Regions from separate parts of the Mus musculus genome. Here region 1 is linked to region 2. The links are chromatin loops, found by intact Hi-C in ENCODE. Cell type or tissue: heart. All regions are shown on one strand. Links, peaks and the distances in the headings refer to the core of each region. The heading gives the core; the rest is flanking DNA. Region 1 has its middle 12 kb from the start of G630064G18Rik. Region 2 holds the start of Dlc1 (deleted in liver cancer 1).

What was found. A loop is a pair of places that touch in the nucleus more often than their neighbours do. Peaks named below come from ENCODE experiments on the same cell type or tissue, not always from the same donor. Only the 100,000 strongest peaks of a DNase experiment are listed, where the experiment ranks them.
Region 1: a loop joins it to region 2, with 2.2 times the contacts of the local background. A loop is called at or near these places in 6 of 42 quality-filtered maps.

Annotation. Positions count from the first base shown.
Region 1 is chr8:37,032,162-37,040,502 of GRCm38, forward strand. No RefSeq gene overlaps it. Among named protein-coding and RNA genes, the nearest start is that of G630064G18Rik, 12 kb to the left of the region's middle. In heart, for the core only: no CTCF peak of the experiment used is centred there; a DNase peak (open chromatin) is centred at 4,760.
Region 2 is chr8:36,949,099-36,957,439 of GRCm38, forward strand. Dlc1 (deleted in liver cancer 1) reads right to left here and starts at 3,344. Exons shown (of 18, transcript NM_001194940.2): 1 at 3,023-3,344. It overlaps Gm39166 (a long non-coding RNA gene), which reads left to right and starts at 5,642. Exons shown (of 3, transcript XR_870370.1): 1 at 5,642-6,289; 2 at 7,551-7,591. In heart, for the core only: no CTCF peak of the experiment used is centred there; DNase peaks (open chromatin) are centred at 3,363, 4,073 and 5,863; H3K4me3 peaks cover 3,099 bases; H3K27ac peaks cover 2,630 bases.

The DNA.
Region 1 (8,341 bases), core at 284-8,283, 83 kb after region 2:
TTTTTACAGAGATATAAGAGTGGAGAAAAGCATACTTCCTTCTCTTTGAAATATAAGGTGTCTAGAGAGAAGAGCAACAATCCATCAGTTGTATTCTGAACTAACTTATCATTTTAAAAGGTTTTCTTTAAAAAAAAACAGATAAAAGTATAATTACACATTACACATTAGATAACAGGGTGAATTCTGGTGTGTTTATCTAACAGTGCAATTAATGTTTATTTAGACACTGAGACATTCAGTTGCAGCTCGTGAACATATTAAGGCTGATTTCCTAGGCAGCTTCTACCCTCGTGTCTTTGTATGACTTCACAGAACAAAGGGTCCAGAATATGTTTGATCTATTGACTTAAGATAACAAATGATTGGAGACCTAAAAAGCATTTTAAGTACCACTTAAAATAATGAAATTGGCTCTATTTACCATCACATTGGGCAATAATTTAATTCATTCTATTGACGACTCTGGGGCAAAGCTAATGAAAATAACTAATTTGCTTTCCACAATCACTACAAAAGACTTCTCCCTCCAAACACAGTTTCATTTGACAACCTTTATGTTAAGTGTGTAGCTTCAAGGGGTTTAATCAATAATATAAAAGTTCAAAAGTGAAAATATTTAAGCAGATAGAAAATATTTAACTGAGAGCACGTTTCCCCTAAAATACTGTATAGAGATATTGCTGACAAATGAAAGGCAAGAGGAAGTGTACTTGAAGTTTTAGGTACTGTGTGCATATTGAAAGGGGATGGCGCTGTATACAGCAGGCTAGACAACTGTTTGTTACAATAGAAGCAGTAAGTGGGTAGCTGTCTTAGTCAAGGTTTCTCTTCCTGCACAAACATCATGACCAAGATGGAAGTTGGGTGGAAAGAGTTTATTCAGCTTACACTTCCATGTTGCTGTTCATCACCAAAGGAAGTCAGGACTGGAACTCAAGCAGGTCAGAAAGCAGGAGCTGACGCATAGGCCATGGAGGGATGTCCTTTACTGGCTTGCTTCCTCTGTCTTGCTCAGCTTGCTTTCTTATAGAACCCAAGACTACCAGCCCAGGGATGACAGCACCCACAATGAGCCCTCCCACTTAGAACACTAATTGACAAAATGCCCCACAGCTGGATGTCATGGAAGCATTTCTCAACTGAAGCTCCTTTCTCTGTGATAACTCCAGCCTATGTCAAGTTGACACACAAAACCAGCCAGTACATTAGCAAAAATGTATACTTTTTGCTCAAGACCAAATTAGGCGCAGATATATCAAGGAATGACTGAGTCCTACCCTGTTCCATCTTGGGAAGATGCTACCTGACAATTTCATGTTACCCTAATGTCATCAATTTTTAGAACAGGGCAGAAACCCCCAGCTATCAATTAGCTTGCTCAGCCCCTAGAAATTGCAGCCTTATTTCAATGGAAAGACAGGGTTAGAATATTTGACTTATATGGAAAGCATAGGGAGTCTTGAAATTTAGCCCATATTCCCTAAAAGCTTCACTGAAACAATTGTGTATCATGGAGCAGAGCACTTCAGACTCGTTTGAGTAGCCCTATGTTGTGACCAAAGAATGCAAATCAGGGAAGGCAACATCTGGATCACTTCTCAGAGAGTCTGGAATCATTCCACTGTATTTTTTCAACCCAATAGAATGAAGATACTGGCAGTTCTAGAGCAATGCATGCCATAGGTTAAGGTCTTTGGAAAACCTAGGTCTAGAAGGAAGTACTGTGTCTACCTTTATCAGTAAAAGCAGTGTCCTGAATCCATAAGGTTTGAGGGAATTTGTCCCCTTATGAATTTCAACTACTGCTTCAGCATAGGCAGTTAGCAGGAAACTGAGTTTTCTATTTTGCCTAATCGTTAAAATAGACAATCCCAACTCTGGGAACAGTCTTTCCTCTCTTGCAAGTGGCCAATTTGAAGATAAATGTGAAAAGGCAAAGGGTACATGGTAGGGAAGTTTTTTATTTCTGCCAATATTGTAGATTGGAAAAGTGGGGGAAGCCCTTCTGATAGGAAAAACCCACCAAATTTGGTGAACAAGATACAATTTTTAAATTTTAAATGTCTATGTATACACATATTTATTTTTAAAATATTCCAAGACAGATTGCTGAAAGCTGGGCAGTTCCTAAAGCTCTTCAGGCAGCAGCAATGGTGGATTGAGGATGGAAATCTAATGCAGGCAGCAGCAATGGTGGGCTAAGGATGGAAATGTAATGTGCAGGCTGTAATCAAGTGGACTAAGCTGGAGTAGGGAAACCCAGTCAGCAGTGCACATGGCACCATGGAGAAGGAAAAGCAGAGAAAGAAAATGTAAGCCAAAAAGCATGACACCAGAAATAAGTCCAAAAGGTATCGACAATCTCCATCACAATAAATGGACCAAGTTAATCAGTTAGGGAGTAAAGACTAATGGGGTGAATGTAGAAGTCCTATCTATATGATTACAGCATATATATTTAAAACTCAAGAATGGAACATTAAGAGTAAAAGAGTAAGTATGTCCTGGGCAAATAGGAAGGAGTGGAGAATCCAAGTATTAGATTCAACACACCTAAGTCCAAAAATATCTCAGGTAAAGTGTTGTTCTGGACTGAATGTGTACAGACCTCTACTACAATTCCTTAACCAATGATAGAGAACTGTTATTCTGGTAACACCCATATTTTATGAAGAATTGTAAGTAACTTAGAGGTGATTTGGAGCGCTCAAGAGGTTATATGTAAATTATAGGACTTGAAGTTACTGCTATTTTTATATGAAACTTCAACATCTGTGGCCTAAGTCATAGTCTGGGAGTTCCAGAGGCAGGGCAATCCTTGACAGATGCTGAGGGCCCTGTATTATGGAAATGGATTTGAAGGCCCAAAAAAGGTGTCATTAAAGTGACTCCCTCTGAAACCAGTATCATGAAGGGGAAAAAATGAAAAATATGGTGGTAGGGGTAGTCTGGGGAAGTTGAGGAAAAAAAAAGACTGAGAACAATGAAGGAAAAGGGATAAAGAACATTCGAATGATCTAAAAGCCATAGGAAAACATTATTTTGTGTTCCATTAAAATACACACAATAAACATATAAATATCTAGTAGACATTTATAAATACTTTTAATGAAGTTATGCCACTTGGAGTTACAATGATTCCGCCAAAGCCATAAGGACCATGTAAGAAGACCCTATTGCCAGTCATGGGAAACTTCTCTTTGAGTTATTCATCAGGGGAGCCCAAGAGATGCCCCCAAAACAATACAGGCTAAATGTCATTGCTTTTGATTGCCTTGGCAGAACTTGAAGGCAAGTTCTATTGCTGAATACACACTCTAATATTTTAGATTCAAGATTTGGAGGGATTCAACTGGAACTAGAAATATTCTTCCTGACTACTAGCACTCATAGCATGTGGAAGTGTTGTGCAAGCTGCCAAGGGAGAAAAGCAACTACATTTTCTATCCAGCTGTAAAGCTTTTGAATCATGACAATGACCAACCTGGCAGTGTATACGAGAGAATGCCATAGTGACACATATCTCAGGGGTAAACAACAGCCACCTAATCAGACTTAAATGTTGCTCAATGGAAAGGAATTAATACCTGGTACTCAAACCCAGCCAACTATTTATGGCAGGCCAGGTCATCAGCCCTAGAGGATAATCTCCTAGTGCCATATTCCTGAACCAATTATTGCCAACTACATTCTAAAAATCTATTCTAGTATTAACCAATTAGTTATTATCAAAGAAGCTCTTCTTGCAGCAGTGACTATTACAAATATCCATGAGTGCTTAAAGTGCAAATAACTGCTGGCTGGGAGGTACCCCTCTGCAATTGATACATCTACAACACAATCTGTATCTAAGGCTCACAAAACAGAGCAGAAGGCTAGAAAAATGGCCAACTGCATTCTAATTACTTGTCCTCATACCCACAGGTAGTGGTAGCTCTTAAGTGTGATCAAGGAAACATATCTTTGCAATAGATAGAGACCATCACAGAGAACCACAACCCATCAAAATGCAGAGTTGTGGAGCTCAGTCCCAATGAACACATCTACACTATAACTCCTGCACAAAAGGACTCCTGCACAAAAGTACACCAGCTGGTGCAAGTTTATCCTCCGTAGAAGAGTTAGTGCAAGGCATTAATTCCTTTCCATTGAGCAACTCTTAAGTCCTATTAGGTGGCTGTTGTTTACCGATGAGTTATGCGTCACTACTGGACTCTTTTATGCATACACTGATAGGTTGGTCATTACTGTGATTCAAAAGCTTTCCAGCTGACCTCACTTTTCTAGCTCACTTGATTCTTTTTTTTTTTTTTTTCTACTCAAGCTAAAAGGATATTAGAAGGAAAGTATCCTTCTGTGCAGAATGGATTTCAGGAGCATAGTTACCAGAAGGTCTAACCCAATGGAGCTGCCAGATGAAATCATACTCTCTGACTCTCTCTGATACAAAATTTCCTGTGTCTAAGAAGAACTGTCTAAGAGGGCTCCTCCGAAATGAAGAATGAGATCTCTGAAAAGCCACAAGGTCTATGACCATGAAAATATAACTGTGTTTCAACTTGCCGCGTTTCATAGATTGAAGGTCAGAAACATATAGGCAAATGTGCCAATGGAGCTATGGGCCTATAGGCACGATTGAAATGAAACAAAATAATGCTTTAAAAGGAGTTTTAACATTCAACACTCCCTGCTCCTTTTTTTTTCCCCTGCAAAAATGGAAGCAGGAAGGCTTGGACATTTTCCAGGACTGAGTTCCTTCACAGTCAACAATTGGCTCTTAAACTTATGAACTATTTGGAGCATGTGTTTTCTTTGCTTGTTAGTTTTCCCACACTACAGATTTTCTAGATTTTGCTAATCCGAAGCCCTGGCTCATGTCTCTCTCAGCATCCTAGTGTATTTATGTCTTCCACAGATCAAATTCCCTGTCTAAATTAGTACATTTTTTTTCCTGAAGAAACAAAACAAAACAAAACAAAACAAAACAGAATAAAAGTGGGTCAGCATTGCAGTATCTGAAAACATTCCTAATCTTCCTCCATTTAAAACCATGCCAAAGTTATGTAAGAGAATGGATTTCAAAATCAAAATTAGTTTGGATTTAAGTTTTAAAGTTATAATTCAAGTGACTTACATGCTATTTCCTTGGTAATGGATGGGTTCATCAAGTAGGGGAACAGAGAAAGTTAAAAACTCGAATCGAGTTTTCATTTCTTCCTCTCCCCCTTCCACTCTTTATTATTTCTTCTTTTTTTCATATAAGTATATATGATCTGTTGACACATCCCCTCTTATACGCCCATCAAAAAAGTTTTTCCTTTTCAGTCTTGGTTTACTGTGAGAAGGACAAGGAGATAGAAAAGCCTACGCTGTATTAGATGGGGAGGATGGAAGTAGGGTCTAGAGAACCCCACATGTGGCTACAAAGTTTCATTGGTAAGAACCAGTCTTCCTTCTGTGGAAAAGTGAGAGCTTGTGGGAGGAAGCAGAAAAGAGAACTGGAGTCTCTCACCCCTAGGCTGATGAACAGAGGGCAGGAAGCTCTTCATGGGGCTTTTATATTAAACTGACCACTGAAGCTATTTCTTAAAGCTCCTCTTTGCTCTCTGAGGCATCCCTTCAAGATACAAGGGGGCTTCTAGGGACATCAAGTTCTGCCATAATCTCCTCCTTTCTCGTGAGAACTTTGTCTGGACAGCCTTAGAATGTGTTATATGTGTATCCTTGCTTGGAAGAAGAATGATGCATGGGATAGGTTTATACTTAGCAAACTTCATGCTCGCATGGGTCTTTGAATGGAGACTTGGAGACCTTTCAGGAAGCATTGTAGTTCAATAAGTCAGATGCCTTGGATTTGCTTCCTAAATGTTCATTATAAGATTATTCTAACTTCATGTCCAATTATTTGTTATAATTCTCAACAGGGTGAATGAGGAACCATGGGCTGGCTAGGTTTATGTCAATACGACACAGGCTATAGTTATCCGAAAGGAGCAAGCCTCAACTGAGAAAACGCCTCCATTAGATCCAGTTGTGGGATGTTTTCTTAAGTAGGGATTGATGGGGGTGGGCCCGGGCTGCTATGAGTGGTTTTACACTTAAGCTGGTGGTCCTGAGTTCTATAAGAAAGCAGGCTGAGCAAGCCATGGAGAGCAAGCTAGTAGGCAGCACTCTTCCATGACCTTTGCATAAGCCCCTACCTGTAGGTTTCTACCCTGTTTAGGTTTCTGTATGGACTTCCTTTGATGATAAACAATGATATGGAAGTGCAAGTCAAATAAACCCTTCCTCCACAACTTGTTTAGGTCAGGTCACAGAGTTTCATTACAGTAATACTAACCCCCCCCCCAAAGGCAAAGAATATCCTGGTGGTCCTGATTAAATTCAAGTATAATTGCAAAAAGATCCTATAGTGGAATCAAAGGCTTAGATTTTTATTTTCAGCAAATGATAATATAGTCATAGCACATCTATGTGAGACTGTTGCCTCTCATAGAACCAACAATGACACAGGGAATTAAAAAACAACTAACATTTAAAATTTCTGCATGCAGTTTTCTTATCATGCACAAATTATATGCTAAGGAGAATTGGAAAATTTTTTTTTCTATAAAAGCAAACAAGAAAACTCCCAGTATTCATGAAACTAACTGTTTCACAGTCTAATATAATTGTGGAGCAAAATATTCTCAACATCACCCCCAGGTGTCGACCTTAATGGCTCATAAGCATGACCTCTCCCTGTCCGTAGTAAGCAGTGAGAGTCCTGCCTGTTATCGTGTTGACTGTGGAGAAAGTTTTCCTCTGGTGTTTTATATCCCCCCATATTAGTACCTCCATTTGTTAGCCTTGTTTTGTTTTTTAGGTTTTTTTTTTTTTTTAGACAGGGTTTCTCTGTATATCCCTGGCTGTCCTGGAACTCACTCTGTAGACCAGGCTGACCTTGAACTCAGAAATCCACCTGCCTCTGCCTCCCAAGTGCTGGGATTAAAGGCACGTGCCACTACTGCCTGGCTTGTTAGCCTTCTCTTACAGTATAAAAATATCCTATCCAGGATAAATTAGCTTATAAAGAGCTGTCACTTTGGGAAGTTGAAATCTATGTCCAATTGATTGCTCTGGATCTGAGGTAGCATATCAGGATATAATCATGTCGGAGAGTCAAAATTTTCACTTCTTTGCTGGGAAAGAGGAAAAAAGAATGACCTTGGAACTGAGCTGCTCACCTTCCCTCCAAGGACGTGTCCACAATGATCAGAACACCTCTTACTATGTCCTGACTTCTACCATCTCTCAGGAGTACCAAGCTGGTGCCTAAGCCTTTGACATGTGGGTCTTTGGCAGGGGGAGGAGGGCACTGAAGATACAAACTCATGGCACCTGCTTGAGGGCTCCTTCTGTCCAGCCTGGAGCCTGTTCTAAACCATAATAATAATAATATTATTCTATGAAAAGATTCAAGGCTGCATACTTCCAATTCTATTACATTTTTAAAAACCCCTAAAATGTTTATGCTTTTCAAAATTATCAGAAGTCAAATAGGATGATGATTTGACAGGTAGTTTGTGATTGTTGTCTTTAGATTATTTTTAATTTTAGATTATTTAAGTATTTTAGATCTTTTAGTTATTATTTTTAGAAATAACCGCGGTTATTTCACCCTTAACTATGGACAAAGGCTCTGTCACAATTGCTGACTCTGCTTCAAAGTGACAGAGGGCATAATATATCCCTAAGTTTTGTACTGAGCTCTGCTATGCTGTCAGCATTTTTTTCATGACAGCAGAAACTCTGGCTTGGTTAAAGCAATCTTTTCCATGGAGCCATAATACAACAGTGGGCTCAAGATGTGTTAATTTTTTTTTTTTTTGTCAGCAAAGAACATGTTCTTAACTCCAGAATCTTTATTTCCAGACCCCTAATCCCGTCAGAACTTATCAAGTTCTTCCTCAAAAACACTGTTGATTACTGGAATTTAGTAATGGGTTTAGAGAAAGAAATCCAAAGCATGATGTCTGTGGCATTCCTGAGTCAAGAGTATTTATCAACAGTAATTTCTATTTTTATAAATGTCTGGGACCATGCGAGTTAATGAAAGAGAATTGTTTATTTATTACATTGAGTCTCTTCATGTTCTCCCATGACAAGGGCAGACATAAGACTGATCTCTTATCTCTTCAGTCTTTATTTTCATTGAGAGCAGTAAGTCTTCCACTAATTTATACAGGTACCCAAAGTGACATTTATTAAATATTTGTTCTATACATAGATGCTTAAAACTTCAGAGTAAGATATTTAAATGAATGTATTTATTTAAATGATATAAAGTCCCATTAAT
Region 2 (8,341 bases), core at 94-8,093:
TGACTGCTTTAGACCCATTATACGCCCAGGAATCCACTTGTCAGTAAATAAGTTTAAGCTCATCCCAGAAACAGGCAGTGTGGTGTATGGTATGCAAAGGTTTGAAAGGGGTTAGGGCAGCCTCCTTTCTGTCAATAAGAACTCCCTTCAGAATGGAGACATTCTTCACTGTGCAATGCATCCCAGTGAGCATGAGGCTAGGTACCCAGTCTTTTGCAGCGCAGTGTGATGGCCATGGGAGAGAGGTTTGAGCGCTATAGGTGTCAACATTAGGAATCCTCCAAATTAAAATTCAGACAGCCCCACAGCACAGTGACTCTCAATCTGTGGGTGTTGACCTCAGAATGACTGTTTCATAGCAATCGCCTATCAGATATTCTGCATGTCAGCTATTTACATTACAATTCACACTTGTAGCAAAATTACAGAGCAGTAACAGGTAAGTTTATGATTGGGGGTCACCACAACACGAGGGGCTGCATTAAAGGGTCACAGTATTAGGAAGGTTGAGAAGCCCTGATCTAAGGCAAGGACAACTGTTAGAAACAGAACACATTAGCCTTTTGGGGAAAATCTTTTGCCTGGAAAGCACACTGCAGCGTAGGAAAGGATGTATGCTACAGAGGATCTAGCCAACCCTTCATTTGAAGTCTCCCTGGTCAGTCCTTACATAATGCAAAAGAGGTACCTAGTATGTGACTAGAGCATGTGTTCTCAACCTGTGGGGCGTGACCCCTTTGGAAGTGGGGTCATATTTTTGGAAAATTGTATGGAATAGTATACAAAGATAGTATGCCTATTTCCAAATCTCTTTCATATTAGATATTTGTATTAGTAGTTATAACTGTGGCAAAATTACAGTTATGAAGTAGAAACAAATTAATTTTATGGCTGGGAGTCATCACAACATGAGAAACTCTTAAAGGGTCCCAGCATTAGGAAGGTTGAGAACCACTGTACTAGAGAATATTATTGAGACCATAGAGTATATGTGTGGACTAAAGGTGGAAAAAAATGTAGAATGCACACACTTGCATTTTCTTATGGAGCCTCTTGGCTCTTAGAATTGGAAATAGGGGGCAGAAATATCTAACTGAGATAATAGAGAGATTGTTGAGAGTCTTGAGGCAATTATAAGTGAGGGTCTTAAAATTACACCTGAAGGTCATTGGTAGGGATAACGTTTTTACTGTGCCAGTTGAGTATAAGGTTATGAAAGGGGCAAGTTCCTCATTAGGTCATTTTCTTGAAAGACACACTGGTTTTAAATGAGTTATTTAAATGACTCATTATAGCATATAGGTTGGCTGGCTTGACATGAGAATAAGATTTAGCAAAATAGTCATTAAAAAAAAAAAGCAACTACTTTAAAGTCTGAGATGAGAGCCTAATGAATCCTTTTAAGAAATCTTAGCCATTGAGAAAACGGTGTTAATCAGAAAGGTTGATTTTCTTTTCAGAGAAGGAGAATTCTAATTTCCTTTTTGAAAGTTGGCCTCCTGTAGGTGGACACAATGATACTTTGTTGTGCATAGTTATTGTTTGAGAGTAAGGTCTGTGGTACAAAGCCCATAACACATGAGGCAGGGGACTATGGTTCCCTTGTCATCTAGTGTCCTAGCCAGCTGTGTGACCTTGGACAGTACACTTTTGAATGCTATTCTTTAGCTTCCTCATTGGTGATCCCTGACAACACCAGAGAGTGATATTTTAATGCTCTTTCTTTCCCTGAAAGGAAAATTCTACTTGGTCGTTTTGTAAAATATTTCAGACTATATTGCACATAGTAGGCAATTGCTCTCCTAAAGCCACAGAATTTCACTTCCTACATAGTAAAATCTGCTTTTTCTCATTTTTAAAAGCTTAACAAAGTTTAAATTGTTAGCAACAACATCAAAGCATCAATATAAATCACTCTAGGCTAGAAATTAAAAATTCTATTAGCTAACACACCAAATGGTCATCTTGTCCTTTATAGAAGTTTATGATTAACATCCTTATTGGTTTCTTATGATCCTACTGGCAAACCTGTTATCCATCCTTCACTTACTGCATTTTGTGTTTGGTTCACAGATTTGGAGATAGGCATAATATCTTTGCATACTATTCCATACAATTTTCCAAAAATAATTTCCTTCTAAATATAACATCATCTTTGTTATTGTAACTCTGGGTTATATCAGCCATTGCTACATTTATTTACTCCGGGACCACACATTTAACCATTAAGACAATTTAGAAGGCTGAAGCATGGTGACTATTTGACTTGACGATGACAGAAAATACGAATGAATGGTCAGCTAGATTCTCCCATGACTGATGTGATTGTACAGATTTGCTTCAGCAACACGGAGTGTTCATACAACATGAGATCTGAGCGGCGAATCCAAGTTTAATGTTAACAAAACCCGATTCTGACACTTATGTTCCCAAACTGAAATTAAATGTGCAGAGACAGAAATAACCTGTAAACTTGTATGTCATTACTTCTCTTAAAATAACAATTTACGTTGTGTGTTAGTAACAGGGTAAGTGACTGAAACTAGCTGGAAATACTAGAGAATTTGATTTTCAGAGTTTTCAGTAAGACGCTGATTATTGTTTGAAAGCACATTACTAAGAAAAAACGTTATAATGTTATGTCCTCTTTTTGTTGGGAAAACAGAGAGGAGAAAGGAGTTTCTAAAGTTTCACACTTCAATCTGAGAAGATTCATTGGCCCCCAGATATGCTACACCTATCAGCAGCGGCGCGTTACAGATGGATTGGTCAGTAAGTTAAGAATAAAAAGAAATCAGAAGAAAACATTTCTGCATGGGGAAAGAGACTCGAGCTACGTGGAACATATTTTAGAAATGACATTTTGCTCAAAAGATTTTGACTCCCCGCTGTCTACTGACTACACAGTTTTCCCCCTTCTGCTTTTCAGGGCTCAGCTCTGAAAGCAGTCAACAGCTGGCTGAAGATGGCAAGGTTTTCCAGCTCTGTCTCCTACATGACAGTCGCAGCAGCAGCCTCTTACCTGGACCAGGAGTTGCTGTTACCGCCAAGGCATGATGCTATTCCAGCCAGGCTAGGAGAGGAGTCTGTCCCGGTTAGCGGCTCCAAAAAATCTAAGTTCACATTGCTGGCTGAGGTCACGGCTCTATTCTGAGCAGTTCTCCTTAACGCAGTGTGTGATTCTAACAAAAAACCCCCTCTGCAGCTGGAGAGAGCCTCAGCTAACGCCGGATCCTGTCAAGGCGTTCCTAGTGACTTCTGTCCTCTAAATGCAGACTGATGTTTTGCGAGAGAGGGGCCTCCACCAGCAGGCCCAGATTGCCTGCAAAGTATTTCCTGCCTCCGAGAAGTTTGCATGTGAGAAAGCCTGCACGAAGCCGGAGGGGAGGGGCTGAGCAGAGCCGCCTGGGCGTTGAAGCTCTGATTTTACACAGAACCAAAGTGAGTTTGTCAAAGCTCTTGAGATGATTAGTTAGCGTCAGAAAGTCCTAGAGTCCTTCCTATCCCACAGGGCTCGTGGAAAACAAGGAAGGAAGAGAGTGCAGCTCTCCCCTCTGCACAGTGTTACTTTCTACTGTGTTAAATGGAGAACACTTCTCCTAATTCTCATTTCAAAAGTTTTCTAAGACAGATGAAGTCTGAGCCTTTTAATACCGTAATTCTTCTAAAGTTTAGAACCTTAAAAAATAACTTCAAAATTTAAATCCTGGACTTGGGGAAGGAAAAAAAATCTGTAAGTAAAATTCCGAGAATCGAGGAAACAGAGAATTTTCTTCTCTCTCTCTCATCCCCAGAATTCTGAACAGAACACAGTGGTTTGTGTTACAGCACGTGAAGCCTCCTTACCTCCAGTAAGGGATCCTCCAGTTACAGACAACCACGGCTGCAAAGGCTGGAAAGGCTGGAGAAGGCAGACTCCATCTTGATCAAGTTAGAAGTCCTGCTGACATAAAACACTTGCGATGCTTCCTCCAGCATGGCCGAGTCTCTCAATCACATCTCTAAAGTGGCTAGCAGAGTGTATGCCTCCTTCCCCAGACAGCTTGTGAACTCTCATCTGTTTATCTTTTCTGCTTTTGTGCCTCCACTGCGTGACTTCCTCCTAGCTGCTCCGGCCTGGGAGCTAGGACTACCATTTGGTTTTGATTAAAACCAGACAGCCAACTCTGGAGAATTTAGGGAATAAGCTAATGGAAACTGCGAATATGGCTTTAATTAGTGCATCAATTAATAATAGATGTTAGCTTGTCTTATAATAAGATGTCACAAATGCAGAGCTCAAATCATTTCTGGAAAGAATTCATACAGAGTCTCTTTTATGACCCAGAGTTCTCCCTCAGGGAAAGTGCAAGGGTAAGACGGACAGTGGCCTTGGGACATGTAGGTTTGTGGCCAGGCCAGTGGGATAGCTTCCTTGTTTACACCAGAGAAACGGGAAACAACATCTGTCCATTTATCTTATTTGGTTGAAACTACTCAGTAATCGTTCCCTTTCATTTTAGTTACATTAAAAGAGTTCATTCTATAGCTCTAGGTGACTTAACTAGTCCTTTAAAAAATGATTAGGAATTCGATGAATCTAATTATTGACTCTGTGTGAGGGTTGTACAATTTTAGCTTGTCAATAATATAAAATTTAAGAATAATTCCAATATCCAAGTAAGAAATAAGTATAAAACCACATAATGAGATGCAGGAGAAATTAAGCCTGCATGTCTCAACAGCTGTCCTCTTATCTGAACGCTAAGTGGTTTTTCATTGTTTATATATATTCTCAGGTGGTCTTAATTTCTACAAATGCATGCAGGTCTTCCAGTATCATAATGGCCATCTTTTACTTTTCCTTGACAACACCGTGTAGGTGATAACTTGACCAAGTATGATGTTAGAGCTACTGCATCTTTTTTCACTGGACAACTGACATAGCTCAGAAAACACAATTTAGACAAAAGTCAAATAGGAAAAACAGGTTTAAGCCATGCACAAGCTGAAACATGAGATGATTCTAACATAAACATACTAGCAGGGCTTGCCATGGGGACAAAGGTCTGGAACCCCAGCTCTTGGGAGACAGGAGTACAAGTTTAGCTTAGTCTTCATAGAAAGACCATGCCAATAATAATTTTTTTCTTTTTTGCAGAGATATCCCAGTCACTAAAGTGCTTACCACATTGAGTGATTCAAGGTTCTGAGTGCAAAATCCAGAACCCACCTAAAAATAGTTGAGTATGGCGATGCATGCCTGTAATATCAGCACAGGTGAGGCAGCTGAATTCTGAGAGCTCACTGGCTAGCCCTACTTAATGAGTTCGAGTCCCGAGAAAGTTTGATTAAATAAAGAAAAATGGCACCAGAGCAATGACTCAAAGGTTGTCCTAGAACATATATGTACATAAACACACACACACACACACACACACACACACACACACACACACACCTCACAAAGGCACACATACAAAATAGAGCCAAAATGGGAATAATGAACCCACCCCATGGATTTATTCTCAAATATAATATGTTGACAGAAAGACTTAAAATTTGAGATGGAAAATCATACAAGTTAAAAATATGATTATTTAGATTATTTAAATCTAAATTAAAAATTTAAAGCCCATTCATACATTCCTTCCTTGGTGCCACTTATTTTTCTGGTCCTAAGGGTTGCACCCAGGACCTTACAGTAGGCAAGGGCTCTACCTATGAGCTGCAAGCCCAGCCCATCAGTCATTCATTATTTAAAGTCTATTTATCCTCGTATTCAAATCCTTGCGTTGTCACTGCTTTTCCCAGCATTCCTTGTACTTTTATTTTTACAAATAAAGTACTAGGAAATAGTTTTCTCCCAGCCAAGTGGTGGAAAGTGGCCAAGTCTACACTGGAGCCCAGTTCTTCTATGTTTCGAGCTTTAGTTTATCTGCATTAACTGTCTCCCTTGACGGCCACTAATCAGTGTGTGAAACTAGAAGAGCTCTTAAATGTTCTGTGTTTCAGCTCTTCCTTTAAAAATAGCCGGATTGCGCACAACTCACAAATTGGAGAACAGGATGTTTATTTATGTGTGCATGTATTTATGTGTGTGTATTTGTTTCTTTAAGGAAAATCCTGGAGCAGAGACAAATGAGAATGGCTAGAAGAGCTTTCCTGTGTGTCTCTCTGTCTTCATCTATCTCTGCCTCTGCTCCCATGATGCTAGGTGTTGGCTTTTCAGTGTCTCAAGAGCACTCTATTGGTGCTTCTTGGTCAACTTCCTTAGGAATTCCATCATCCCAGCGATGCCATCACCAAGGTACGCTCTGTTTCTCTGCACATTGAGAACACTTCCAACACTGCTCAGCTACATCAGTGGGATGCCTTAGTTGTCTCCACTCTTCCTGACACCGACATTTATATTAGAATTACATCAGTAATTGACAAATATTTAATCCCATTTATTTTTTATCCTTAGTAGCCAGACACTAAACAAATCCAGGACCTAGGTTTTGATGAAGACTTTTGCAAATGTGTAAAGACAATGAGGTAATTTCCTAAGGCCTCAGCACCGTCTCGGGCTTATAGAAGAGATTTAAAATACCTGTCCCCTTTCTGTTTGCAAATCTAAATGCTTCACTCTCCTAAGTGCTTGTTCTGCTCTCTATACTAGATTAGTTGTAAGACAGGACACAGAGGCCACTAGAACTTGAAAACAGACTTTCAGGAAGGACTACATCTGGTTCTCCAGTTAACAGCAGTGACTTTGCAAGTTCCCCAGAATGAAACGTCAGTGCTATTAACTTGACAGGTCCCACAATCACCTATGACTTGGACCTCTGGGAGAGCCTGTGGCACTATCTTGTTTATGATAATTGAGGGGGGAAAAGCCATCTTGTCTCCGTTGAGGGTAGAACATCCCTGGGCAGGCAATTCTGGATCTGATAAGGAGGAAGGAGGCTGAGCATCCGGGAGCCTGAGCCCATTGCTCTCTGTTTGTTGATTACAGATGCAAATAGGGCCAGCTGCTTCACCTTCCTTCTGCCCTGACTTCCCTGTCATAATGAGGTAGTTTGCTACCTTGAAATGTGAGCTAAGACAAACCTTTCCTCTTTTCAATTGCTTTTTCTGGCATTTATTATTTATTTATTTATTTATTTATCTACTTACTTATTTGATTATTTTATCATAGCCCCTTAAGCCTGTGCAAGGCTTACTTTGAGTCTCACTAATTAGGAGTTTTCAAAATCAAGGACCTTATAAAGTGTTTAGGTTTGGGCACTGGTATAAGTAATCCCTGATAGCTAGAATCTTTGATGAAAGTATCCATTCAAAACTTTGTCTATTTCTCACATTTGGATGGTTTCTTTACTAAATGCATAGAAAGGGACCTGTGAATATCCTCCATGCAAGGACTACGACGGATTGATGACTGGCAGATATTGTCCCAGCTTAGGTGTCCTGACTCCCTCATACACTCTCTACCCCATTCTCCTTCAGTCTTTCCCTTGGCTTTTCACAGGTGATAATTTAAATGATGCACATGTTCTTTGTTTCCTTGTTTATTTATTTAATTACAGATGTCTTCTGCTGCCACAGCAAAGAAATCTGCTTAATTAAGGTAAAAATGATTCCTTGTGCATTTTGCGCTAGAAATCCTATAGTTTTTAGTTTTATGCTTAGGTTTCATGAAAAATTTAGAGTTTATTTCTATATGAGATGATGGAACAAAGTCATTTTCCGAAATAGGTGGGTATTGAATTTTTCTGAACTATTCCTGGCAGCCCTGTCCATGGAATTGTCTTTGTAACATTGACAACAGGCAATGTTACCAAATTTATAACATTGTGTTTCTCGACCTTTTCTTCTCCCTTGCTGATCTATTTGTCCACCTTGCATGGAATGCCATGCTGTCTCAATTACTGTAGCTTTACACCTAGGTTCAAATCCAATATTGCAAGTGCTACAGCTTTGAGTTCTCTTCAAAATTGTTTTGAGTAATCTTAGGGAACTGCATCAGTGTGGAAATTTTAAAAATCAGTTTATCTATCAAAAATAGCCTGTTGAAATGTTGTTTAAATTGTCATTTAGAGTAGAAGCTTTTTGACATCCATGATTTTGAATCTTGCGTTCTGTGAGCATAGTATGTCTCTTATTTCAATTTAGGTTTTATTTCTCACAATACTTTATGGTGTTAATGTAAAACATACTTTTATCGAATTTTCTCTAGTACATTATACTTTTGGTGTGAGTGTAAGTCATATTTGAAAATTCGCGTTTTGAGTCGTTTACAGATGCTACATAGAAATACAATTCAGTTTTGATTATTGATTAGCATTCTGTAAAATATTAACCTTAGTACTCAATACTA